2 separate regions of the Homo sapiens genome follow, and region 1 is linked to region 2. A link is an interaction called in ENCODE POLR2A ChIA-PET data of the cell type or tissue named here. Cell type or tissue: Caco-2. All regions are shown on one strand. Links, peaks and the distances in the headings refer to the core of each region. The heading gives the core; the rest is flanking DNA. Region 1 overlaps LARP4B (La ribonucleoprotein 4B). Region 2 has its middle 14 kb from the start of GTPBP4.

Region 1 (12,640 bases), core at 1,453-9,452, 110 kb after region 2:
ATTCTGTAATAAATGTCAACATCATTCAACAACAGGAAATTAGTTTTCTTCCACAAAACAGACATTTATCGAAGCAGTGTGATTGAAAGCACATACTCAGAGTAGCAAGATCTCATTATTCAACCAGTGGTTTATTCATGATTTTTGTGGGCAATGAAGCAAGGAAAAGTATTGATATTAAGGAGGTAGAGATGGCTCAAATGTCAACACTTACTATATGGAAATAAACAAGTAGAAATCCCCTTCTGTAGTGTAAGGAATGATCCATCAACCTCTTTTATTTCCGTGCCCACACTGGGAGTTTTTCTGGAGAGAGTTATGTTCAAATTCATTAGTTTTGCTCCTTAAATAGTTGTGGAGGCAAAACAGTATAAAACTACATCTTTAAGATAATCTGCAGTTAATCTTTTACAGAAGTGACATAATTTTCAGTTAGTTACCAGTGTCACTGCCTCAGACATCAACAAAGAGCATAAATGATGCCTAAGTGAGAGGTGTGCTTCCAGTTTTAAATTAGCTTTTCCATTATGAGGTATTCCCAAACAGTATTCTCATACGAAGCGTTACCACGTTTAACGATGGTGCCTTGCCTTTCAGAGCTTCAATTTTCAAAGTGCTGTTACAGGTGTCTTTTTTTTTTTTTTTTTTTAAGCAAATCTTAATATAGCAGCTATTACTCCATTTCACAAAGAACTGGAGGTAGAGCCTTGTATGGTTCTGAAGTCAGCAAATTGCCCTGAATTACTAAGCTTTTTAGTGCATCTGTAGGAGTGGTTGGTGCTTGCATGGAATGTTTCTTTCCCCTATTTCTCACCTGCTTTCTGTACCTCACCGGCCAGTCCCCCTTCTCCAGCATTAATTACTCCAGTTCCTAGTCAGTAACTTGTCAGAGAGACTGTTCTGTCTCGTATCGGTAGTTATACAAGCTTATTAATTGATACGTTATTTTTCAAAGTGGAGCATATTGTTTCGCACAGGATGGGGTGGGGTGGAAGGGTTTATTTAAAGCATCAGAACTCAGGCATGTTCACTTTGGAATGTGGCTGTTAAGGTCAGCTTGCCTGTGGTTTTAATAACCATTGCTTAGCCATACATTTTTAATGGAAAAATAAGACTTATAGTCAAGCAGACGACACTGGAGTTTTTTTTTTTTTTTTTTTTTTTTCAAGGATGGAGTCTTGCTCTGTCACCCAGGCTGGAGGGCAGTGGTACTATCTCAGCTCACTGCAACCTCCGCCTCCTGAGTTCAAATGATTCTCCTGCCTCAGCCTCCCAAGTAGCTGGGATTACAGGTGTGTGCCACCACACCCAGCTAACTTTTGTATTTTCAGTAGAGACGGGGTTTCACCATGTTGGCCAGGCTGGACTTGAACTCCTGACCACAAGTGATCTGCCCATCTTGGCCTCCCAACATGCTGGGATCGCAGGCATAAGCCACCACACCCGGCCGACGCTGGAGTTCTTGATAACCATTTAGAGTTCCATATTACTGCAAGAGAATAACCATATTTTATAGAAATAGTAGGAGATTCAGATCTTTGTTTAATACAAACTATTTCTCATAAATTATAAGTTAATGAACTCTTGATGAGTGTTGAATTTTGCTGAACGCAATTGCTTAGAATCTAACTTTCTAATTACCATCGTTTTTATGGGGAAGTTACTCTACCTTTCTCTGCCTTGGTTTTTTCATTTGTGAAATGAGTCCAGTGAATAACGACCTCCAAGACTTGTTCTGATTCAGTACAAGGAAGTGCGTAGAATGTGCTCAGCACGTGGTAGATCCTTGAATGTCATTAAGCCTTAAAAGACATCTTCATTCTTTCATTCCTGGTGACATCTCTTCAGTCACAGCATTGATTGAACATTTCCTAACTGCATACACTTGATTTGGACTTCTTCACTAAGAGGTAGTCATTGGTTAAGGGTAGAGTCCTAGTCATTTGTGGCATAAAACCTTGCAGAAGTTGTCAAATAGTGGAAAATATAAATTTATGTTATTTATTAAACATTGATTCATTCCTCATATATCTTGAGCACCTCCCTACTGAATTCAGGACTGTGCTGGCTATCAGCAGTACTACAGTGAGGAAAATGCCCATGGTGACTGCCACCCTGGAATAGGAGGAACACGAGGGCCACGGGAGCCCCAACAGCCATGCTGTCACTGCTTTCAAAGTGCTGTTGGTCTGTATTAATAAACCACAAAATGTATTTTGGTACTATAGGACAGTCAACTGCAAAAGGTACTAATAATAGAGAAGGTTACTGTTAGTTAGTGTTGGGAATTTAAAGCACGTGTAGTATGTGCATGAGCTGAGGGGAGCCAGCTAAGTGGATGGAATGGAACCGAGGCTGGAAAACTGGATTGTGTGGTGGTGGTGAAAACAGACTGGGTCTAATTAGGAAAGGTGATGTATGGAAGTATTAGAGTGGGAAAGAGAATAGAGAAATGAATTTACAAAGACAACAGATCAGGTGGAGCGGCGTAAACGCTGCCAGAGGCAGTGTTGTGGGTGACCTGTGGCTGTCTCCTGCCCCCTCATGTAGCTCCATGAGCTCCTGTCTGCTTCCTTCACCATCACACCTGCCAGCTCAGTGCCGTGCCTGGCACAAGCATGCTGGTGAACATGTCAGAGGCACTTGTTGGACAGATGGGTGGATGAGAGAGAAGAGGGCAAGTAACACTATGCAGAAGCAGAGGCCAAAAATGAAGTTTAGATGCAATGCAAGAAGGAAAATTGAAGAATTGGTGCTTCTTGATTATAATATTCTTGAAGGAACCCAATAATTTGCCCTATCACCAGTACTTAAAACAAAAACTAAAAAGAATTCCAGATAGATACTCATTTAAACACCTGGTTTTATGGGCATGGTGCTCATTGGTGCTCCAGTGACTGGGGGAGCAGGAACGAACAAACCACATCAGCTGCCTTCTCTCAGTTTCAGAAATAGTTTCATGTTTTTTACTACCAGCCCCATCACCTGAGCCAATGTGGATTTATTCTGTCTTTTAAAAATTGTTAATGCACCCATCGTTTATTTGACGGCTCATGGTGGTCCTTTCCAGCCCTTCTCCTGTGTTCTGGGCCGCAGAAACTGGTGTGTCTATGCTGCATGCTGGGGTAGTGCAGTGTAACTGCTCCCAGCTTGCAGCCTGATTCCAAGGGGCACCGGGGACCAGGGACCTGTCCCTTCCTCCAGAAGCTTTGACTTCCTGCACTGTGGTGTGAAGGTGGGTGGCACATTTGAAAAGGCAAATCATGTGTAAGTTTGTTGAAGGATTGTGTGTTTGGACATTTGACTTTTCTTTAGGCTTTGGGGAGTGCTTGTGTAAGCATAAGAAAGGCTTGTATCAGAAAAATCAGGGGAGTAGGGAGTATCCACATGGTGGGGGACTTTTGTGGGTTTATTCGCTGTGTCAGGAAGGACCACCAGTCCCCAGTCTCTGGGCAGGATGTTCTGGACAGACGGACGGGAAGAGCAAAAGTGCCAGTGTGCCCAGAGACAGCAAGGAGGTCAGTGTGCCTGGAAATGGACAAGGCCAGGGAGCAGTGAGCACAGGAGGGCGCTGTGGCTGCAGTGGGAACTTCGTCTTTTACTCCAAATGAGCCAAGCTGATGCGGGAGGGTTTTGAGTAGAGGACTGCCCTGTGGGACTAACTGAGCATGCGTGACTGTCATGATGGCCGATGAGCTTGGTATGTGCCAGGCATCATGTTGTTGTGCTGTCTTCCAGGTGAGGTTTAGCCCATGTTCCACAGCTGTCCATGGCAGCTTTGGCCTCAGCCCCAGTGATCTGAGAGTCCGTTGTCCAGAACACTGGACTAGCAGCTTCATGGTCACCTGTGGATTTTCTTTCAAGGTGATACTGAAGCTCTATTGGGAATGGGAACAGGTAGTTCTGTGAAAAATATGAGATATTTTATCTTCTTCCTCAAAGGATGCCTGAGCTTTCTTATCCTGTAGTATCCCTGACAGACCTGTTAGAACACCTTCATTCTTAGGAGCAATTTTCATCTTCTACACCTTTTGTTTATGTGACTTTTTGAAGCTTTCTTTCTTTCTTTTGTTTTAGAGATGGAGTTCTGCTCTGTCCCCCAGGTTGGGTGCAGTGGTGCGATCTCAGCTTACTGCAACCCCCGCCTCCTGGGTTCAAGTGATTCTCCTGCCTCAGCCTCTCGAGTAGCTGGGATTACAGGCATGCGCCACCACGCCCGGCTAATTTTGTATTTTTAGTAGAGACAAGGTTTCTCCATGTTGGCCAAGCTGGTCATGAACTCCTGGCCTCAGGTGATCCGCCCGCCTTGGCCTCCCAAAGTGCTGGGATTACAGGTGTGAGCCGCCGCGCCCTGCTGACTTGTTTAAGCTTTCTAATTAGAATTTTATTCATCTGCCTTGTATTCAAGTTTGTAAAACCCTGAATTGTGATTTTATTAGGAGTCTAGGAAGTCACCAGCTATTCCTCAGGTATAGTTTGTGAAACACTGAATCTTTTGGTGGCAGGCGTGTCCTTCCCCATCTCTGCAAGCCTTGGTCTTGGGAGGAGGAACTTAAAACTTGGGGGGAATTTAATGGAATTCTGACTGCTTTTTTTTTTTTTTTAATTTTGAACCTGATTTCATTCCAAAGGTGTGTATAAATACATAGGCTGAGCCTTTGGAGCCTATATCTGATGTCTCTTAACTCTGCATTAATGAGTAAAATTGTATTTGGTTGACATTTGGATACAAATGTCTATCTTACATTTCTTCCTAGGTACCAGCAACTAAGGTTTCAGAGCTGAACCCTAATGCAGAAGTGTGGGGGGCTCCTGTGTTACATCTGGAAGCAAGCAGTGCTGCTGACGGTGTGAGTGCTGCATGGGAGGAGGTGGCTGGCCACCACGCAGACCGTGGCCCGCAGGGTAAGTTGAGCATGGCCGTGGTGTGCAGCCCCCTGCTTTCAGGCCTGTGCTTTTGTTGCCATTTTAATCTGTCTTTAAGATGTTGTTCATTCATAACTGTGTCATGGTATGTGGCAGTGCTTGAGAGCCCAGAGGTCTTTTACAGTCTAAAGAAGTTGAGTCACTGCAAGTGTAAGCTTTGTTTTAAGAGAAAGTTATGCTTCTAACCCTGCCTTTTTGGGGTAAACTCCTAATTGTAGGATCGGATGCCAATGGTGATGGTGACCAGGGCCATGAGAATGCCGCATTGCCAGACCCGCAGGAGTCGGACCCAGCAGACATGAACGCTCTCGCTCTGGGTCCCTCAGAATATGACTCTCTGCCTGAAAATAGCGAGACAGGTAAACATATCTTATGGGTGCATTTTCCCAGGGAATATGGGCTGCTTTATTTATTTTTTTTATTTAGAGTATTAACATTCTCTACACAATGGGTCTTTCTTTGCCTGCTTTTAATTCTACTTTAAACTCACCCTTATGTGGATGCAGAGAAGATGAGAGGCCCTGGTTAGGGAGGTGCCATGGAGGAATGTAAGGTCTCAAAAGATGAAACCTGGGCCGGGCGCGGGGGCTCACGCCTGTCATCCCAGCACTTCGGGAGGCCGAGGCGGGCAGATCACGAGGTCAGGAGATCAAGACCATCCTGGCTAACACGGTAAAACCCCGTCTCTACTAAAAAAAAAATACAAAAAAAATCAGCTGGGCGTGGTGGCGGGCGCCTGTAGTCCCAGCTATTTGGGAGGCTGAGGCAGGAGAATGGCGTGAACCTGGAGGCGGAGCTTGCAGTGAGCCGAGATCGTGCCACTGCACTCCAGCCTGGGCGACAGAGCGAGACTCCATCTCAAAAAAAAAAAAAAATGAAACCTATTTAGTAGTGCGAAGTGTCAGTAAAAGTGCAGAGGTGGAACGTTAATGTTGGATTTGAGAGTAAGACAGTTTGGGTAAAGGGAGGGGGATAGAGAGGGAATGCTGTGGTATTGTAGGTAGGGGCAATTGAGGCCCCATTTGCAAGTCTTAGAAGCCATTCACATTTGAACTTCTTTCCTGTTGATGAGGAAATGAGTGACATGAAGAAAATAAGTTGTTTGGGGAAGGTAAATTTTGCAGGAGTGTGAAAGAATGGCTTGGAGGAAAGCAAATGTAAGACCATCTGGATAGAATCTCTGTTGTTCTCATGTAGGGTTGTAAGTACCTTAGTATGTAGTAGTGGCTAAAAAACGGAAAGGAAGAGAGTAGGTGGGAAAGGAGATGTTCAGGCCCAGTTATGGAGTGTACCACACGTTACTGGAAATGCAGGAACTTTTTCATGTTTTCATTTTTTTTTTTTGAGACGGAGTCTCACTGTCACCCAGCCTGGAGTGCAGTGGTGAGACATCGGCTCACTGCAAGCTCCGCCTACTGAGTTCATGCCATTCTCCTACCTCAGCCTCCTGAGTAGCTGGGACTACAGGCGTCTGCCACCACGCCCGGCTAATTTTTTGTATTTTTAGTAAAGATGGGGTTTCACCATGTTAGCCAGGATGGTCTCGATCTCCTGACCTTGTGATCTGCCCGCCTCGGCCTCTCATGTTTTCATTTTTATTACCACAATTGTTCTTAACCAGTCCCTGTCCCCTCCCCCACCCCACTTGCCATGGGCTTTTCGTTATCCCAGTGACCAGGGAATGCACTGGGCAGGGCTGGAGAGGCCAGACCTCGATGCTGTAAGGCACAGCCATGCAGAATGACTTCATTGGCTTAAGACTGTCAAAGTCAGAAACTGTCACTTAAGAGGGAAAATGTGTAGATGTTCTGTGACGGTTGTTTTTTTTTTTTTTTTTTTTTTTTTAACTTCAGTGGAGCTTATTGCTTTAAATAATTGTTTGGTAAAATGAATCAAGTATTTATAAAGGTACAAAAATTAAGCCATGCTTGTTTCTTGTAAATATAAATTTGCCATCTTGAATTTGCATAAAGTGAATTTCCCGTCTACATGAGCAGTTTTCTAAATCTGAGGAAGGCCAGTATTCAGCAATGTAATTTGATTACATCCCCCTTGTTAATTCACCAGTAACTGGTTAGTGACTTGGGAATGGCAGAACATTGGGATAAACTGGAGTCATGTTAGAGTCCATTGAATTTAAGATGGCAAAGGAAAGGAATGCTCATCATTAAAACAGATTTTTACAAAAGATAAAAAGGCATTATACATTGAGGGAGTGAGAATCCTAATGGTAGGAAGTAAAATGGTTCAAAATAAACAATTTAAGTTTCAGACTAAATTGAAATGACCTAATCTTGAACTGGGGTCAGAATTTATACAGAAGATGGAAGATAGATAGGAGGTAGACAGATGTGAAGATCTGTCTTGAGGATGGAAGATGGGTAATGTTATCAACAGTGAAATAACTTGTGAAAATCTGCCTGAAGACAGGAGATAGATAACGTTACCAAAAGTGAAATAACATGTTAAAATCTATCTGAAGATAGAAGATAGGGAACATTATCAAAAGTGAAATAACAACATGTTAAAGTATATTCTGGAAAGTTTAATTTCAAAAGGTGATTCTTTTTAAAAGGGGTATTTAAAACTATTTTCAAAAAGAAGAAAAAGAATACCTTCTGCTTTGTCTTCCTCCTTCATCTGCCTCCACCTACTCCCTCTCTCACTCCTATAAAGCATTAGTGAGGCATAACCGATGTACAATAAACATCATATACTTCAGGTATACCCCAGATTTTCTGTAGCTTACAGACAATTGAGGAAATAATACATTATTAATGTGTTGCCTCTTTCATTCCTCTTTGCTTTGTCCACCCAGTTTGATAAGTTGTTCTGTACCTGTAAAATCCTCAGCACAATCAAGATCACGAACATCCCAAACACCAGGAAGAGCTTCCTGTGCCCTCTCCTTTCTCCGTGGAACCGGTGGTCTGTTTTTTTCTTTTTGAGATGGAGTCTTGCTGTGTCACCCAGGCTGGAATGCAGTGGCGTGATCTCGGCTCACTGCAACCTCCGCCTCCCGGGTTCACGCCATTCTCCTGCCTCAGCCTCCCCAGTAGCTGGGACTACAGGTGCCCACCACCACACCCGGCTAATTGTTTGTATTTTTAGTAGAGACGGGGTTTCACCGTGTTAGCCAGGATGGTCTTGATCTCCCGACCTCATGACCCGCCCACCTCGGCCTCCCAAAGTGCTGGGATTACAGGTGTAAGCCTTCATGCCCGGCCCAGTGGTCTGTTTTCTATCACTATATGTCAGTTTGCGTTTCGTAGATTTTTTTTCTCTTTAAAAAAAAAGATGGAACTCCTGGGCCCAAGAGATGTGCATCAGCCCCACAAGTTGCTGGACAACAGACGTGTGATAGAATTTGACAGTGTGTACTGTTTTTGTCTGACTTAGGTTACTATTTTTGAGACTGATTCATGTTGTAACATGAATTAATCATTTATTTTTATTGCTGAGAAGTATTCATGATATGGATAGATCACAGTTTGTTTTTCTATTCCCCTATTCATGGATTTTGGGATTGTTTTCAAAATGTGGCTTTGCCAATAAAAAGTGTTCATAAAAGTGAACATTTGTCAGCAAGATTTCATATAAACATATGTTTTCATTTCTCTTGGGTAAAATACCTAGGAATGGAGTAGCTGGATCATCTGGTAGGCATGTTTATCCTTTTAAGAAATGGTAAGGCAGTTTTCCAAAGTGGTGGTACCATTTTCTATTCTCAACCAGTGGTGGATTAAAGCACCACATCCTTATGACCCTTATGACCTCAGGGTCAGTCTTTAATTTTAGCTGCTGTAAAAGGGAGACAGTAGAATCTTACTGTGGCTTTAATTTATGTTTCCCTAAGGACTAATGCTATCAAACATCCTTTTTAAAAAAAAGACTGTTTTTTTTAGAGCACTTTCAGGTTCACAGCGAGTTTTAGTGGAAGGTATAGAGATCTCCCATATACTCCCCTCCCCCCCACCCCCACACATGCATGGCCTTCTTCACTATTCACACTCCCTCACCAGAGGGTGCCTTTGTATAATTGATGATCCTATATTGGCACATCATTATTACCTGGAGTCTACAGTTTACATGAGGGCTCACTCTTGGTGTTGTACGTTCTGTGGGTTTGGAGAAATGTATAATGACATGTACCCTCCATTGTAGCATCAGAGAGAGTAGTTTCCCTGCCCTAAAAGTCATCTGTGTTCTGCCTACTCACCCCTCCCTCCCCCCAACCCCTAGCATCCATTGGTTTTTTCACTGTCTCCATAGTTTTACCTTTTCCAGAATGTCATAGGGTTGGAATCCTGCAGGATGTAGCCTTCTTAGATAGGTTTCTTTCATTTAGTAACGTACATTTAAGCTTCCTCCATGTCTTCAAGGCTTGATAACTCATTTCTTTTTAGCACTGAATAACATTCCATTGTCTGGACATACTACAAATTACTTAGTCATTCACCTACTGAAGGACATCTTGGTTGTTTCCAGGTTTTGGCAATTACAAATAAAGATGCTGTTAGCATTCATGTGCAGGTTTTTGTACGGAAGGAAGTTTTTAACTCCTTTGGGTAAATACCCAGGAGTGTGATTGCTGGATCATAAGGTCAGAGTATGTTTAGTTCTGTAGAAAGCTGCTGAACTGCCTTCCAGAAGTAGAATTTCTGGATCATATGGTAATTCTTATGTTTAACTTTTTTTGGTGGAATCACCATACAGTTTTCCATACAGGCCATAGTATTTTACATTCCCACCATCAGTGTACAAGGGTTCCAGTTTTATTAAATCCTTGCCAATACTTGTTATTTTCTGATTTTTTTTTTTTTTTGAAATGGAATAATTCTGTTGCCCAGGCTGGAGTGCACTGGAGCAATCTCAGCTCACTACAACGTCCACCTCCCGGGTTCAAGCAATTCTCCTGCCTCAGCCTCCCAAGTAGCCTAGATTACAGGTGTGAGCCACCACGCCCAGCTAAATTTTGTATTTTTAGTAGATACGGGGTTTCACCATGTTGGCCAGTCTGGTCTCAAACTCCTGACCTCTGCCCATCTCAGCCTCCCAAAGTGCTGGGATTACAGGCGTGAGCCACCACACCCAGCTAACTTTTGTATTTTTTGTAGAGACAGGGTTCAACCATGTTGTCCAGGCTGGGTTCGAACTCCTGACCTCAGGTGATCTGTCTGCCTCGGCCTGCCAAAGTGCTGTGATTACAGGCATGAGCCACTGCGCCCAGCCTATTTTCTGATTTTTTTGATAGTAGTCATTCTAGTGGGTATATCTTTGTAGTTTTGGCTTGCATTTCCCTAATGGTTAGTGATGCCAAGCACCCTTTTTGTTCTTATTGGCCATTTGTCTTCTTTGGATAAATGTCTATTCAAATCCTTTGCCTATTTTTGAATCAGGTTTTTGTTAATGTCTTTAGGAGTTCTCAATATATTCTGTGTATTAATCCCTGATCAGATACATCAATCACAATTATTTTCTTCCATTATATGGGTTGCCTTTTTATTTTATTCAAAGTGTCTTTTGATGTACAAAATTTAAAATGTTCATAATGTTCAGTTTGTTTATTTTTTGTTGGGCTGCCTATGCCTTTGGTGTCATATCTAAGATAACATTGTTGAATTTATTATAATGAAGGTTTTGTCTGTGTTTTCGTCTGAGTTTTATCATTTCGGGTCTTACATTTAGATCTTTGATCATTTTGAGTTAATTTTTGTATATGGTATAAAGTATGGATCCAACTTTGTTTTTGCATGTGGATATCCAGTTGTCCTTGCACTATTTATTGAAAAGACTGCCCTTTCTCTATAGAACGATCGTGGCACGCCTGTTAAAAAAAACAATTGGCCATGTATGCAAGGATTTCTTTCTCGGCCCTCTCTTCTGTTGCATTGGGCTGTGTGTCTAATAGGCCACCGCAGGGAAAGCCTGGAATTTTAACTGTGGGCCTACAAGAATATAGAGGAGCCCTCATTGTTAACCAACAGGGGGATCCAAAGTAGGAGTTTAAGCTTAAAAAATTTTTAATTTTGTTTCAGGTCAGATTTTTGCTCTTTAATTTTAAAGAGAATTTTTAAGGCTAACCATAGCATTGTTGGGTCTTTCTAGAAATTGGCTTGCATTTCCTAGTGGTTAGTGATGCCAAGCACCCTTTTTGCTCTTGATGTTTTTATCAGTTGTTTAGGATGAGATTTCTAAAATCCTTTTTTAAATTTACAATTCTAATTTAAAGGATCCATCTTTTGGCCATTGACATTTAGAATTTTCAGTGGTGTATAAAGTCCAGGATAGATCCTGGAGAGGACATAGAAGAAGCAATTCCAAAGATACCTCCCACAAAACATTTACTGTCAGGAATGAGCTCAATCAGCAAAGACTCTTGTTGACACAGACTAACCAGGCAGCAGGAGTTGAGATGACAAAAGCCCCTTACACGTGGGACCTCTTATTAAGACAAACTCCCGAGCGCTTGACGTATGCAGAACAAAAAGTCTTGGGTTCCTGTCTTCAGACCGGCCACCCGACCTGATCCGAAAATCGTACCTCCCCCAATGGTGGAGACCAAAGAGTGCTCCCACTTGGTCACAGTTCAAGCTCTCAAGGACATAAAACAAGACCCAAAAAACTTTTGTTTCTGAGGCCTTCATTTTGGGGTATTGTTTTCTGAGTGCCAGCAGAGGTTTCTGTTGATAGATCCTCATCCATGTCCAGTCTCCTAATAGCCCATCAAAGGCAGTCTGCATTTCTGTTACAGTAGTTTTCATCTCTCACAGTTTTTTTCCCCCTCCTTGGGATTTCCATCTCTCTGCTTGCATTGCCCACCTGTTCTTACCTGCTGTCTCCTTTATCCATTTGAGCCCTTAGCATCTTATCCTAGTTCTTTTAAATTCCCTGTCTCATAATTCTGACATCTCTGTCATGCCTGGTTCTAATGCTTGCTCTGCTCTTGACATTGTGTTTTTGGCCTTTGTGTATGCCTTGTAACTTTCTTGAGAGCCAGCTGTGACGTGCTGGGTGGAAGGCACTGTGGTGACTATGCCTTCAGTGCTGTGGGGTGAGGTGTGGGCAGGGGACGCCTTCCATAAGAGGCCTGGGAGTCTCAAGTCTGTAGTGAGCCCGGGCCCTGGACTGTGAAGCTCACAGGAGCTTCTCTTCTTTCCTCCCCTCTTAGGTGGGGCAGCATGACCAGAGGAGGCAGGAGCTAGGTGTTTCCCTTCCTCTAGGTATGTTCTGCTCTGATTAAACCCCAGCAAGTTGGACTGTGGTTAAACTGTCTTTCCTGAGGGCAGACCTTGTTAAGAAGAACAGAGTGCTCTGGTATTTTTCAAAACGGTTACTTTTCTCCTACTCGTGCCGGAAGCACAAAGGGATTTTTCTCTAGTATTCCCTGTGAGGACCTGATCGAGCTCCAGAAAGTATAAGTCACAAAAGTGCAGGAACCCCTCACCCGCCAATGACTGAGACTCCCTGCAGTTTTTAACTCTCAGACTTGGCCACCCTGAGCCTCCAGCAGTTAATCAGTTCCAGGACAGTGTTTTCTGTCCTCGCCTTGGTTCCTGCAAAGGTTTCTGCTCCATATGTTGTGATCGCTTCTCTATTTATCTGTCTGTCTGTCCAATTTGGCAGCAGTTGTTTGCCTTGTGACTTTACGTAGGATCTAAGAAGAGTTGTTAATTGTTCTTTTTAGATTTTTTACTTGTCAGACCAGAGTGAT
Region 2 (12,640 bases), core at 1,716-9,715:
GCTTAGCTGCAGCCGTGGTTCAAAGGGGCCCAGTTATAGCTTGGACCGCCACTTTGGAGAACATAACCGTTGGCAGCTCCTGCATGGTGTTAAGCATGCAGGTGCACAGAATGCAAGGATGAAGAACTCTTGGTGGCCTCCACCTAGATTTCAGAGGATGTATGAGAAATTCTGAGTGCACAGAGAAGCCTGCTGCAGGGAGAGAGCCCTCACAGAGAACCTCTGCCATGGCAGTGCCAAGGGGAAATGTGAGGTTGGAGCCCCCACACAGAGTCCCCACTGGGGCACTGCCTAGTGGAGCTATGAGAAGGGGACCATCATCCTCCAGAAACCAGAATGGTAGATCCACCAGCAGCTTGCACCCTACACCTGGAAAAGCCACAAGCATTCAACTCCAACTGGTGAGAGCAGCCCAGGGGGCTGAACCCTGCAAAGCCACAGGGGCAGAGCTGCCCAAGGCCTTGGGAGACCACCCTTGCAGCCGTGTGCCCTGGATGTGAGACATGGAGTCAAAGGAGGTTATTTTGGAGCCTTAAGATTTAATGACTCCTGCTAGGTTTTGTTTGCCTGGGGCCTGTAGTGCCTTTCTTTTGGCTGATTTCTCCCTTTTGGAATGGGAATGTTTACCCAATGCTGCCTATATCTCCACTGTGTCTTGGAAGTAAAGACAGAGTCTCGCTCTGTCACCCAGGCTGGAGTACAGTGGTGCGATCTCAGCTTACTGCAAGCTCTGCCTCCTGGGTTCACACCATTCTCCTGCCTCAGCCTCCCGAGTAGCTGGGACTACGGGTGCCCACCACCACACCTGGCTAATTTTTTGTATGTTTAGTAGAGACGGGGTTTCACCATGTTAGCCAGGATGGTCTCTATCTCCTGACCTCGTGATCCACCCACCTCAGCCTCCCAAAGTGCTGGGATTACAGGCATCAGCCACCGCATCTGGCTGAAGACACTATTAACAGAAGTGTTAGCTGGGTTAAAAGAACCAACAAAGGATGACAAAGGACCCAGTTAACTGGCAACTGTGGGAAGCCATCACAATTCATAGGACTGAGGGTTAAGGCAATGATAGAACCTAGCAAATGCTAAAACCATGTAGAAGGGCCCTAGGTGGGAGCCACAGCCATAGAGGAACACAGTGACACCAAGGCTCAGCCCTGCAGAAAGGGAGTGAGAGAAATTAATAACCAGAGCAGTCTCTCCTCCTTATAATTCTGCTGGGGCCTCCCTTTGACTAACCCAACAGCCAGAATGCAAGAGGGCCTGGACATCCAGTCTGTAGAAGTCAACTTCCAGGGGCATAGAGCAGGGCAGAGGAAGACACAATCTGGAGGGGCAAATGGAAAACACACAACACTGAACTTAAGCAGATTGAAATAGATTGAGAAGACCGGTAGGATTGAGAGCAAATGTTTGTCCAATAAGTACTCCAGAAGGACAGGAGAAGGAGCAAGGGAAGGAGGCAATGGTTGAAGATATAAAGACTAAGATTTTTCCAGGAAAGATAAAGTACCAGAATGATAAATAAGAAATCATAGACAGAATGCAGAATACCAAAGCCAAGAACAATTTGTTAAAAGCAACTGAAAGGAAAAGCCAGATTGCCATCAAAAGAGCAACAGTGAGTGTGACAGCTGACTGCTCAACAGTAACATTGAGAGACAGGAGACAGTGGAATATCTTCAATATTAAGGAGGGGGGGTGGGAAACAAACAATGCTGCCAAACTAGAATTCGATGCCCAGAGAAAATATCCTTTAAGGATGAGGAGAAAAACATTTACAGACAAAGGAACACTGAGAAATCTTACCATAAGCCAACCCTTTGTAAAAGAAAGTTTAAATAATATACTTGCAATAGAAGCAAAGTGATCAGAATGAGGAACAAATAAAGTGCATAAAAAACAATAGTAATATCTTATTACATTTTAACACATAATTAATAAAGCCTATAAATCAAGAAAGGGATAGAGTTAAGAGTTCTAGGTCCTACTTTCAGAACTAGGGTAAAGTACTGATGAACTTAAGACTTGGTAAATTAAGTATCCCTGTTATAATTCCTAGGTTAATGATTATAACTACACAAGCAGAATGTATAACTTCCAAATTAGTAGAAAAAAATCTAAAATGGTTAACAAAAGCTAATTGAAATGAAGGCAAGAAAAAAGTGAAAAGAAACAAAAAAATGGAAAAACCACAAATAATATGGTAGCTATAAACCCAAATGTGTTAATAAGTACAATAAATGTTTAATTCATAAAGATAACTTTAATGTAAACCAATAACGTAACCTTGAAATATAGAATGCGAAAATTGACTTACAAAGAGAAACTCGTTTCTCTGTACATGAGTACAAAATTCTACCTGAAAGTTAACGAGGTAAACATCCATCTTAAATTTAAGAACAGCAAAATAAAGTAAAAGAACAAATAAAATGAAGGAATGAGCAGAAATTCATGCTGTATAAAACAAAAGTTGATAAGGAAAAGACTAAATGGTCAAACCTGGGGCAAGACTGATGAAGAAAAGTGAATAGTGGAAATACTGTTTCCAGCCTAGAGGTGGCTCCTGAATGTGTGGCCTCATTCTTCAGCCCCATTATTCTGTTTGTAACTCTATAGAAATAGCCTATGGGATAGGGTAGTTCATCTGGCACACCCTAGGCGGGGGGCTCACTTTTAAAGTGTGGCAGTGTGGGTAGAGTTGCCTCACCCACCCCCACACCCAGTGACCTCAGTCCACCCTTGCCTTTCATCAGGGTCTTTGTATGTAGTCATCCCTTGGTATGGGTGGAGCATTGGTTCCAGGAATCCCTGTGGACACCCAAATCAGTGGATGCTCAAGTCCCTGGTATAAAATGGCATAGTATTTGCATATAACCTATGCAATCCTCCTGTGTACTTTGTCATCTCTAGGTGATTTATAATACCTAATACAATGTAAATGATATATAAATAGTTGTACTATATTGTTTAGGGAATAATAACAAGAAAAAGAACTCTAGGCCAGCACGTTGGCTCACGCCTATAATCCCAACACCTTGGGAGGCTGAAGCGGGAGGATCTCTCTCTCTCTCTTTTTTTTTTTTTTCTGAGATAGGATCTTGCTTTGTAGCCCAGACCCAGGCTGGAGTGCAGTGGCACTATCTTGGCTCACTGCAGCCTTGACCTCCCAGGTTCAAGTGATTCTCCTGCCTCAGCCTCCCGAATAGCTGGGAATACAGGCACGCATCACAGCGCCCAGCTGGGAGGATCTCTTCAGCCCAGGAGTTCAAGAGGGCAACAGTGAGATCCCATCTCTACAAAAGATAAAATAATTAGCTGTGCATGGTGACAAGTTCCTGTAGTCCCAGCTACTCAGGAGGCTGAGGTGGGAGGATCATTTGAGCCCAGGAAGTAGAGGCCACAGTGAGCTGTGATCACACCACTGCATTCCAGCCTGGGCGACAGAGCCAGACCCTGTCTGTAAAAATAATAAATAAATAAATAAATAAATAAAATAAATTCAGCATTATTTAAATACCTTATGGTAGACTCACTGATTTAAACTCATGCCACTGATTCCTCTCTGCTAAGTGAAAGATCTGTTCCTCAAGTGTCTCATTTTGCAGACAAGAAAGCGAGTTCCACACATTACATGACAGGCCTATGTTCTACTAGGCCGGGTCCACACATTACACAACAGGCCTACCTTCTACTAGGCCGGGCTGCACATTACGTGACAGGCCTACCTTCTACTAGGTTGGGTCCACACGTTGCACAACAGGCCTACCTTCTACTAGGCCGGGTCCACACGTTACATGACAGGCCTACCTTCTACTAGGCCGGGTCCACACATTACATGACAGGCCTACATTCTACTAGGCCAGGTCCACACATTACACGACAGGCCTACCTTCTACTAGGCCAGGCCACACATTACATGACAGGCCTACCTTCTACTAGGCCGGGCCACACATCACGTGACAGGCCTACATTCTACTAGGCAGGGTCCACACGTTGCATGATAGGCCTACATTCTACTAAGCCGGGCCACACATTACACGGCAGGCCTACCTTCTACTAGGCCGGCCACACATTACGCGGCACCTACCTTCTACTAGGCCGGGCCGCACATTACGCAACAGGCCTACCTTCTACTAGGCTGGATCCACACATTACACGACAGGCCTACCTTCTACTAGGCCGGACCGCACATTACGCGGCAGGCCTACATTCTACTAGGCAGGGTCCACACGTTGCATGATAGGCCTACATTCTACTAAGCCGGGCCACACATTACGCGGCAGGCCTACCTTCTACTAGGCCGGGTCCACACGTTGCACGACAGGCTTACATTCTACTAGGCCGGGTCCACACGTTACGTGACAGGCTTACATTCTACTAGGCCGGGTCCACACGTTGCATGATAGGCCTACATTCTACTAAGCCGGGCCGCACATTACGCAGCACCTACCTTCTACTAGGGCGGGCCGCACCTTACGCGACAGGCCTACCTTCTACTAGGCCGGGTCCACACGTTGCACGACAGGCTTACATTCTACTAGGCCGGGTCCACACGTTACGCGACAGGCTTACATTCTACTAGGCCGGGTCCACACGTTGCACGACAGGCCTACATTCTACTAGGCTGGGTCCACACATTACGTGACAGGCCTACCTTCTACTAGGCCGGGTCCACACGTTGCACGACAGGCTTACATTCTACTAGGCCGGGTCCACACGTTGCACGACAGGCCTACATTCTACTAGGCTGGGTCCACACATTACGTGACAGGCCTACCTTCTACTAGGCCGGGTCCACACGTTGCGCGAGAGGCTTACATTCTACTAGGCCGGGTCCACACGTTGCACGACAGGCTTACGTTCTACTAGGCTGGGTCCACACATTACGTGACAGGCCTACCTTCTACTAGGCCGGGCTGCACATTACGCGACAGGCCTACCTTGTACTAGGCCGGGCCACAATTCTTGCCTTCCTATTGTGTTTCCCACTTCACACTGCCTGGCTTCTGTCACGTCCACCCCAAGAGACCTGTGTGCATTCAGACGATTCGCCACGCAGTGGAGCTCCCTTGAAAGTCGCTCCTTGACTGCACCTAAGAAAACAGCATTTCTTCCATTTCTTCAAACCTAACATTTTGTATATGAAAATCTAGGCAGGGCTTGTGCCCCAGTGACTGGAAGAAGAAATTCTAGGAGTACACCTCAGGGTGTTTAGTGAATCGCAACTGAATTCAACAGACGCTTACTGAGCTCCAGCTGTGCGGCAGACCCTGTACTAAACACGTGGGGACATTAGTAAATAAAACAACATGTCACTATTGCTGCATCAGGACGTGTGCTCGGGACACCACGGGTGGATGCCGTCAGGAGAATTAATTCAAACAAGCACATCATCTGAGAACTGTATTGTAAACTATTTCTCATTAATAGATGTGCTACTTTTTCTGACTGCTGAGAACCTATAAAATCATGAAAGTAACTTGTATGTATTTCCCTTTTAAACATCAAATTTTTATGTAAGTGACTTCCTCTGAAGCACAGGCATTTCTGTGTGCTGGTTTGATCTGCTGTGGTGGTGACTAGTGGACACACAAGGAGCCAGGCAGGGCCTGCAGAGGCCAGACCCCATCCCAGCCACTGAACAGTGCCAGGTCTTGAGCCTCCTGAGCCTGCCCTGGCTTCCACCCCCACCGCTACTTTCCCAGTCACACTATCATCTCATGCCTGTCCCCAGACCCTTGAATGGCAGAGTGGGAGGCTTGAGCGTCTGTGCAACAGTGACAGCCGACATTTGTTGAATGTTGTGGAGCTCCAAGCTTTCGATGAGCGTGAAGCTGTTTAATCTTCACAGCACCCTTGAGGTCTGTATTAGCAGGTGTTTCACGGTTGAGGTAAACTACATCTTGTTGAACTTCTGTAAACACAGAACCGATTACAGTCTGGCCTAATGGGCGAGGGAGCTCGGACCAGTGGCCTGGCCTCATTTCTGTGTTCTGAGACAAGCAGCCCAGGTCAGAGCAGTGCTTTCCAGATGACAGTGTGCACGCCACAGCCCCTTGCTTTACGTGAGTTATTTCTAGTCCCGAGAGCAAGGCTTCAAGAGAGCCTTTCACATTCCCAATTTATAGATAAGGAAACCGAGGCCCGGAACAATGAAGGAAGCTGAGAGCACACAGGCCGTGGGTGCCCAGGCCTCTCTGAGAAACACTCAGACGCATTTGCCACGGTAAGGCTCCCTGGGAAGTTGCGGTTTCAGAAGCTCAGCATTGTCTGGAGAAATAGTTAATGGGGGAAAGAGGCAAACTCCCCAGGGAACACTCCTCAAGGGGAAAATCCCTTCCCACCCGCCCTGGGTTTCCGTGGGAGCGAGCCATGTAGACAAAGCACCTGCTGAGTCACTCCTCATGGGACCTTGACCACTGCCCCTCCTGGTTACCCCGTGCTGTCTGGAGGTTGAATCGAGTGTTTGCCATTCCAAACCAGCTCTCCCAGACCTCGCACAAAAGGTGTGATGTTTGATTAGCTGTGCAGAAGCAGGCTCACTCCCCAGGTTCTCCGACTGTCCACCTTTGGGACACAGGGAGCTGTTGATGTTTGTCAAGTTGGGTCCATCCTTGGGAGTTTTGAAGGTTGTAAAGGACCACATGGGGAAAGGGCACTTCCTAAGGTTATTCCCACCTAACTTAAGGTCATGGACCAGAGTTAGGGGACTGGAAATACTCTGTCACACCTCAGCATGAAAACACGGCAGAAATCCTGAGAGAATGCACTTTTCTCACTCCACGGTATCACTGCTTCCCTGAGATGGTGGAAGATAACATGTTATTCATGAGGGCTAAGCTGTTAAGATCTAGTGCATGTAACCTCTGGAAGCTCTTAACTACAGCATGCAAATGACAATACTGTATGGTTAAAAATTTAGCTAACGGGAACCAGTGTGGCTGTGGCTAGAGCACAGGGAAGTATGTTAAAAGTTCAACAGGCCAGGCGCAGTGGCTCACACCTGTAATCCCAGCACTTTGGGAGGCCGAGGCAGGGAGACCACGAGGTCAGGAGATCGAGACCATCCTGGCTAACATGGTGAAACCCCGTCTCTACTAAAAATACAAAAAATCAGCCGGGTGTGGTGGAGGGTGCCTGTAGTCCCAGCTACTTGGGAGGCTGAGGCAGGAGAATGGTGTGACCCCGGGAGGCAGAGCTTGCAGTGAGCTAAGATCATGCCACTGCACTCCAGCCTGGGTGACAGAGCAAGACTCCGTCTCAAAAAAAAAAAGTTCACCAAAAGCGGATCACGTTCGGATTTTTAAGTGAGAACTGAATGGTTGTTGTTTTATAGGAGTGGGGTGTGCCATGCCCTGTGTGAGGAAGAGGTTGTGCTATCCCAGCCACCCTGCGAGCTCCCCCTGCCCCGGTGAGTTGTCCCTGCTGCACTCTCCAGCAGTCTGGGCCCATTTCCATCAGGGCTTTGGCAGGTGGGACTCTCATAGCACATCCCCCTCCATCACCAGACCAGAGCTCCTTTACTCTCTGCAAGAAAGGCAGCCCGCAGCACAGGGTCAGCAGCTGAGTGGGCACTGAGTGGGTGCTTGCCCCTCGACTTCTCCCATTAGCCTCCTTGCCTCTTTGTCCCACCCACAGAATCACAGTGGTAACGCCTACTGCACGGGGAGGAACTGAGCATGGTTTCAGTAGCTTAGCTGATGCGTCTCCAGAAAACTCGATGTGGCTCAGCAGCGAGCCCTCCAAACAAACAACAGACAGAACTGCCAGCATTCTCTGTAATGCCAAGACCTGCTGGGCAGCATGTGTGGCCTTGGAGAGGGGAAAGAATGCGGCTACCTGGGGCTGCATCTTCTTTATTTTCTAACTACTTTTCTCTGCCTTATGTCATTTACTTGTCAATATCAGATCTCAATGTAGAATGCCTGATATTCTCAGTGTTTGATTCTCAGCAAGTGCATACTTCATACCAGTCAAACGGCTTACATAGAAATGGAATGTTTCATGATTGCTTGGAAGTCTCTAAACACCCCTTTCTTGGTCTAACTCTGACGCTGTGGCTGTGTGATCTGTCTTCCTCTGGCTTCTACATGAGTGGACATGAACCCCTTTGGAACCTGTCACCCCTCTGAGAATAGAATGAGAGCTGTGGACTGTCCTGCCACAATTCCACAGACTGGGTAATACATAAGGAATAGAAGTTTTTTTGGCTCATGTTTCTGGAGGCTGGGAAGTCCAAGAGCATGGTGCCAGCATCTGGTGAGGGCCTTCCCCTGGTGGAAGTGGGTGCAAGAGACAGAGAGAGGCTGGGTGCGGTTGCTCACGCCTCTAATCCCAGCACTTTGGGAGGTCGAGGCAGGCAGATCACCTGAGGTCAGGAGTTCAAGACAAGTCTGGCCAACATGGCAAAACCCTGTCTCTACTAAAAATACAAAAATTACCCAGGCGTGTTGACACATGCCTGTAGTCCTAGCTACTCAGGAGGCTGAGGCAGAAGAATCGCTTGAACCTGGGAGGCAGAGGTTGCAGTGAGCTGAGATTGCACTACTGCACTACTCCAGCCTGGGCAACAATTGCAAAACTCCGTCTCAAAAAAAAAATAAAGAGAGAGAGAGAGGAATGGGAATGAACTTATCAGGAGCCACCTCCCTCGACAACGAATCCACTCCCGACACAAAAGCATATTCCATCCACAGGGGCAAAGCCTCAGGCCTAATCTCAGAAAGGCCCCAACACGGTTACAAGAGCAACTCAGCTTCCAGCACGTGAACTCCGGGGCACTAGCAGACTCCGCGCTCAGAACATTGGCACTTCTCATTTGAACTCTATCTTCACACACCCTGCGTGAACTGGGAAGCGCCCTCAGCAAATAGACTCATGTGGCTACACTAAGCTTGTTCACTTTGCCTCCCGCCTTGCAAGGGTTTTGCCCTTCCAGTTTCTGTCAGCTTCTGGGTGATCTCTAGTGCCTTCAAACTGTTGTTTTAATATCTAATACAGAAGCTATCATCGTTATTAGCAGGAGAGTTCCTCCAGTACAGGCAACTCTGCCGTGGCCGAAAACAGATTATGCAAAACAATTTCACCCTGTGGATGTACATGCAGATTATGGACTGATACATAATCAAAATCAGAAATCTTTACAAATTGAGGAAAATGTTTTTTCCTACTATTGTTATAAAATAGTTTGGGCCACTTCTACTTCCTAGTATCCCTGGATTACGTAACAGTAACAGCTGCGATTCAGTTCCACATTCTACATGTAAGGAGCGAGGGGTGGGAGCCCAGCCTTCCTGCCTTGCATCTCCCCTGTCCTTGTGCTTCATCTCAGCAGCATTACGTCATACTTGCTAATAATTCACCTAAGAGTGACAAAAATAATTTTTATAAGCATGTCACAAAAAGGAAGGAAAAGTTTCTTTTCCCTGCTTTGATATTAGAACCAAATGGAGCTCTGGAAGTTTTCAATAAAATGAAAAATGATTTAAATTGGAGGAAAAAATTCTGTTCCAAAGGCTTACCCAAATAACTCTTTTCTAAAACTGCGGCTGGGCTTGCAGAACTGCCAGAGGGACTGGGCATGAAACGTGCTGGGCGGCTCAGTGTGCCCGTGTGCACTAATGCTGCTTTAATTGGATTTTGCAAACACTGATGATGTCCTCTGACACGCAGCAGAGCAATCTCAGGGCAGTGGAGCCAAGGCCACCGCTTGGAGCCCTGACACATCCATCATAAAACGCTCAGCTGGGCTGGGAAGTAACCTTAGTACTTCCACTGTCTCTTCTCAGTCTCTGCCTTCCATTTCCTTTGCCCCTAATCCCTCTGGCTCTGCTTGCAACATGTACTTCAAATGTCTTCTCTCTTTATGCTCAGTCCGGTCTTACAGTTACCATAAGAAGAAAAAAACACATTCCTTACACATCAAGAAAGAAAACAACACCTCTGACCTTGAGAGCAATCAAAGCTGACACGGCTGAATTTTCCCTGTTTGCAAATGAATTCAGTCACCCATTCGAGGATCCAGAGTAAAATAAACACTTCAGTGGTCACTCAGGGCAGAGTGTTATGGCACAGAAGTCCCGATGAGTGCTTTCAAAGGACGGCTGTGCAAATATTTACAAGCTCTTAGAGACTCAGTCCAGTCCCACTTGTGAGCCAGGGATTCTGATAATTCATAGAATGACAGAACCCCAGATTTGGGAGGGGTGGAAGATATTGCTTAATCCAGTGTGTGACACCCATCATGGAATTTTCCCTTAAAACGCCCCTGAAAGATGGGTGTTAGTGTTCTGCCCTGTGGCAGGAGCTCCGGCTTCCAAAAGCACTCTCCTACTGCTGGGAGTGACAATGCTTAGACATTTCTTTTTGCAGTAACTAAACCTTCCTTCCAGAACCTTCTACTCATTGGTCCTTGATCTGTCCTTGAGCTGTATAAATGTATAGTCATCGAATCCATAAGTATAGGCATGCAAGAAAGTAATTTCTTTAAGTCAATTTCCATTCATGTCTAAGCCTCCTTCCATCAGCATTGTGTCGACACTTCATCTCAGTCGTTATTAGTTCCCAGTCACTGCCCGACGGCCCTGGGACAACAAAGAGGTCACCGGAGTTGTGGCAGAGCCTAGCACCCAGGGACCTCCTGCAGGCGTCAGTCCGGGCTCATGACTGCTGAAATGCTTACGGTCCCTTGCCTTCCATGTGGGCTCATGACTGCCAAAATGCTCACGGTCCCTTACCTTCCATGTGGGCATGCAGGTCACGAACTCCCGTCAGCTGCATGTGAGGTCCTCTCTTTTGGACATCTCCATAAAATGGGAGTCAGCCTTCCTCTAATCTTGGGATAGTTCCATTCCCTTCTTCCCAGAGCAGTTCTTTTTCTCCTAATTTTCTTTTATTTTTTTTTGAGACAGAGTCTTGCTGTGCTGTTCCGGCTGGAGTGCAATGACGCAATCTTGGCTCACTGCAGCCTCTGCCTCCTGGTTCAAGCAATTCTTGTGCCTTAGTCTCCTGAGTAACTGGGACTACAGGCGTGTGCCACCACGCCTGGCTAATTTCTGTATTTTTAGTAGACACAGGATTTTGCCATGTTGGCCAGGCTGGTCTCAAACTCCTGGCCTCAAGTAATCTATCCACCTCTGCCTCCCAAAGTGCTGGGACTACAGGTGTGAGCCACCGTGCCGAGCCTTTTCTCCTAATTCTTAAACACATCACTCCTCTATCTACCCTACCACTACATTCTTCCAAGCTTTTATAAAAGTCAAGAAGAGCCCTTGTCATCAAGCTTTCTGGAAAACACCCGCAGCAGCTGAATTCAAAGTCTGAACCGTCACTTGGAGTGGAGTTGGGAGATGGGAGAACAAACCGGGAAGGTAAATGGAGGAAGACACAATACAGGTTGTCACTGCCTACCTCGTAAAAGGAACCATTTTTTCCCCTTACTTTCCTCCCAAATATTTGAAAAGATCTTTCGTGTTTGCCTGAAATCCTATCCAATCCAGAAATTATTCCCATTTCCTTCCACTATTCCTCATAAGACAGAGTTCCTGGTGTTTTACCTTATCTCAGTCTGCACTTGTCTGCCCAAGTCTCTCTTAAGATACGGTGCCAAGGCCCAAGGGCACACGGAAGATGTGTTCTACCGACTCCGAAGGTCACAGGGCTTGGAGAATAGCTGTTGTTCCGGGGAATGCACAATGAATAAAGCATAAGATCATAACAGCTTTCTCCACAGACACAGCATCCTGTGATTTATATTGCATTTGCAGTTAGATAGAACTGCCTATTCTCTTTCTAGCCCTTTCCCCAGGATGTGCTTGCTGTCGCGCAGGAAGCCATCATACGCGAAGGCGCTCACGCCCACAGCTACCAGACTCTGAAGAAGATGGCATTTCCTCCCGATGTTGCCATCACTTCATTCCGTCAGCCAAGTTCTTCTTTGTGGCTCAAGGAATGTTCGCTCTTTGAGATACCATCAACAAAGCACGTGAAATTGTCAGAGGCTGAGCTTTCAGGAAAATCCTATTGACAACAGCCAAGTGGGAGTCAGTCTCCGTCCTCAGTGACCTGTCTTTGTTCCTTAGATTAGAGGACCCTCATTCACATCTTCTTTCTGCGGCGATAGTCAAGATGCTCACATGGGGTAAAACCCTATCAATTTAGGCTAATTGGAGGGAAGGCCGTGGAATGAGGGAAAAGTCAAGTGTATTCAGTAACCAAAAAATATGCTAATAAAGGGTTGCTAAGTAGAAAAACATTCTTTGGAAACTATCTCTAAGAACTATTTTAATTATCACACAAACTGCTTGTATGGTGCATTTATAAAGTTTGACCTCAGTTTGTTCTTAAGCAGCATTACTTGCTGGGAAAGCCTTTTTATCAGCTCAACGCCACACTCCAACTTGAGCTCAGTATGGTTAGTACAAATTACCAATTACCAGGTTTCATGTTAATGAGGTTTTCATGCCATAAGGATTATAGGGTCTTGGAGACAGAAGGAATCTTAGTGGGAATTGAATCCAATCTTTTATCCATTTCTAGAAGCCTCTGCTTGACTATTTCCTGAGCCAGAACCACACATATGAGGGGATAACACAGTCCATCAAAAACACTGCTCTAGAACATAGAAAACAGGGCCGGG

The links. ChIA-PET counts read pairs that join two places held together with the same protein. Peaks named below come from ENCODE experiments on the same cell type or tissue, not always from the same donor. Only the 100,000 strongest peaks of a DNase experiment are listed, where the experiment ranks them.
Region 1: POLR2A ChIA-PET joins it to region 2 with 5 read pairs; 5 of 35 experiments call an interaction of 5 or more read pairs at or near these places.

The regions. Positions count from the first base shown.
Region 1 is chr10:856,388-869,027 of GRCh38, reverse strand. It overlaps LARP4B (La ribonucleoprotein 4B), which reads left to right. Exons shown (of 18, transcript NM_015155.3): 4 at 4,758-4,905; 5 at 5,145-5,285. Among named protein-coding and RNA genes, the nearest start is that of LARP4B, 69 kb to the left of the region's middle. RefSeq lists an enhancer at 5,268-6,112. In Caco-2, for the core only: no CTCF peak of the experiment used is centred there; no DNase peak of the experiment used is centred there.
Region 2 is chr10:967,995-980,634 of GRCh38, reverse strand. It overlaps a transcript of LARP4B not described here. Among named protein-coding and RNA genes, the nearest start is that of GTPBP4, 14 kb to the left of the region's middle. RefSeq lists an enhancer at 6,292-6,586. In Caco-2, for the core only: no CTCF peak of the experiment used is centred there; DNase peaks (open chromatin) are centred at 6,444, 8,814 and 9,280; H3K4me3 peaks cover 214 bases.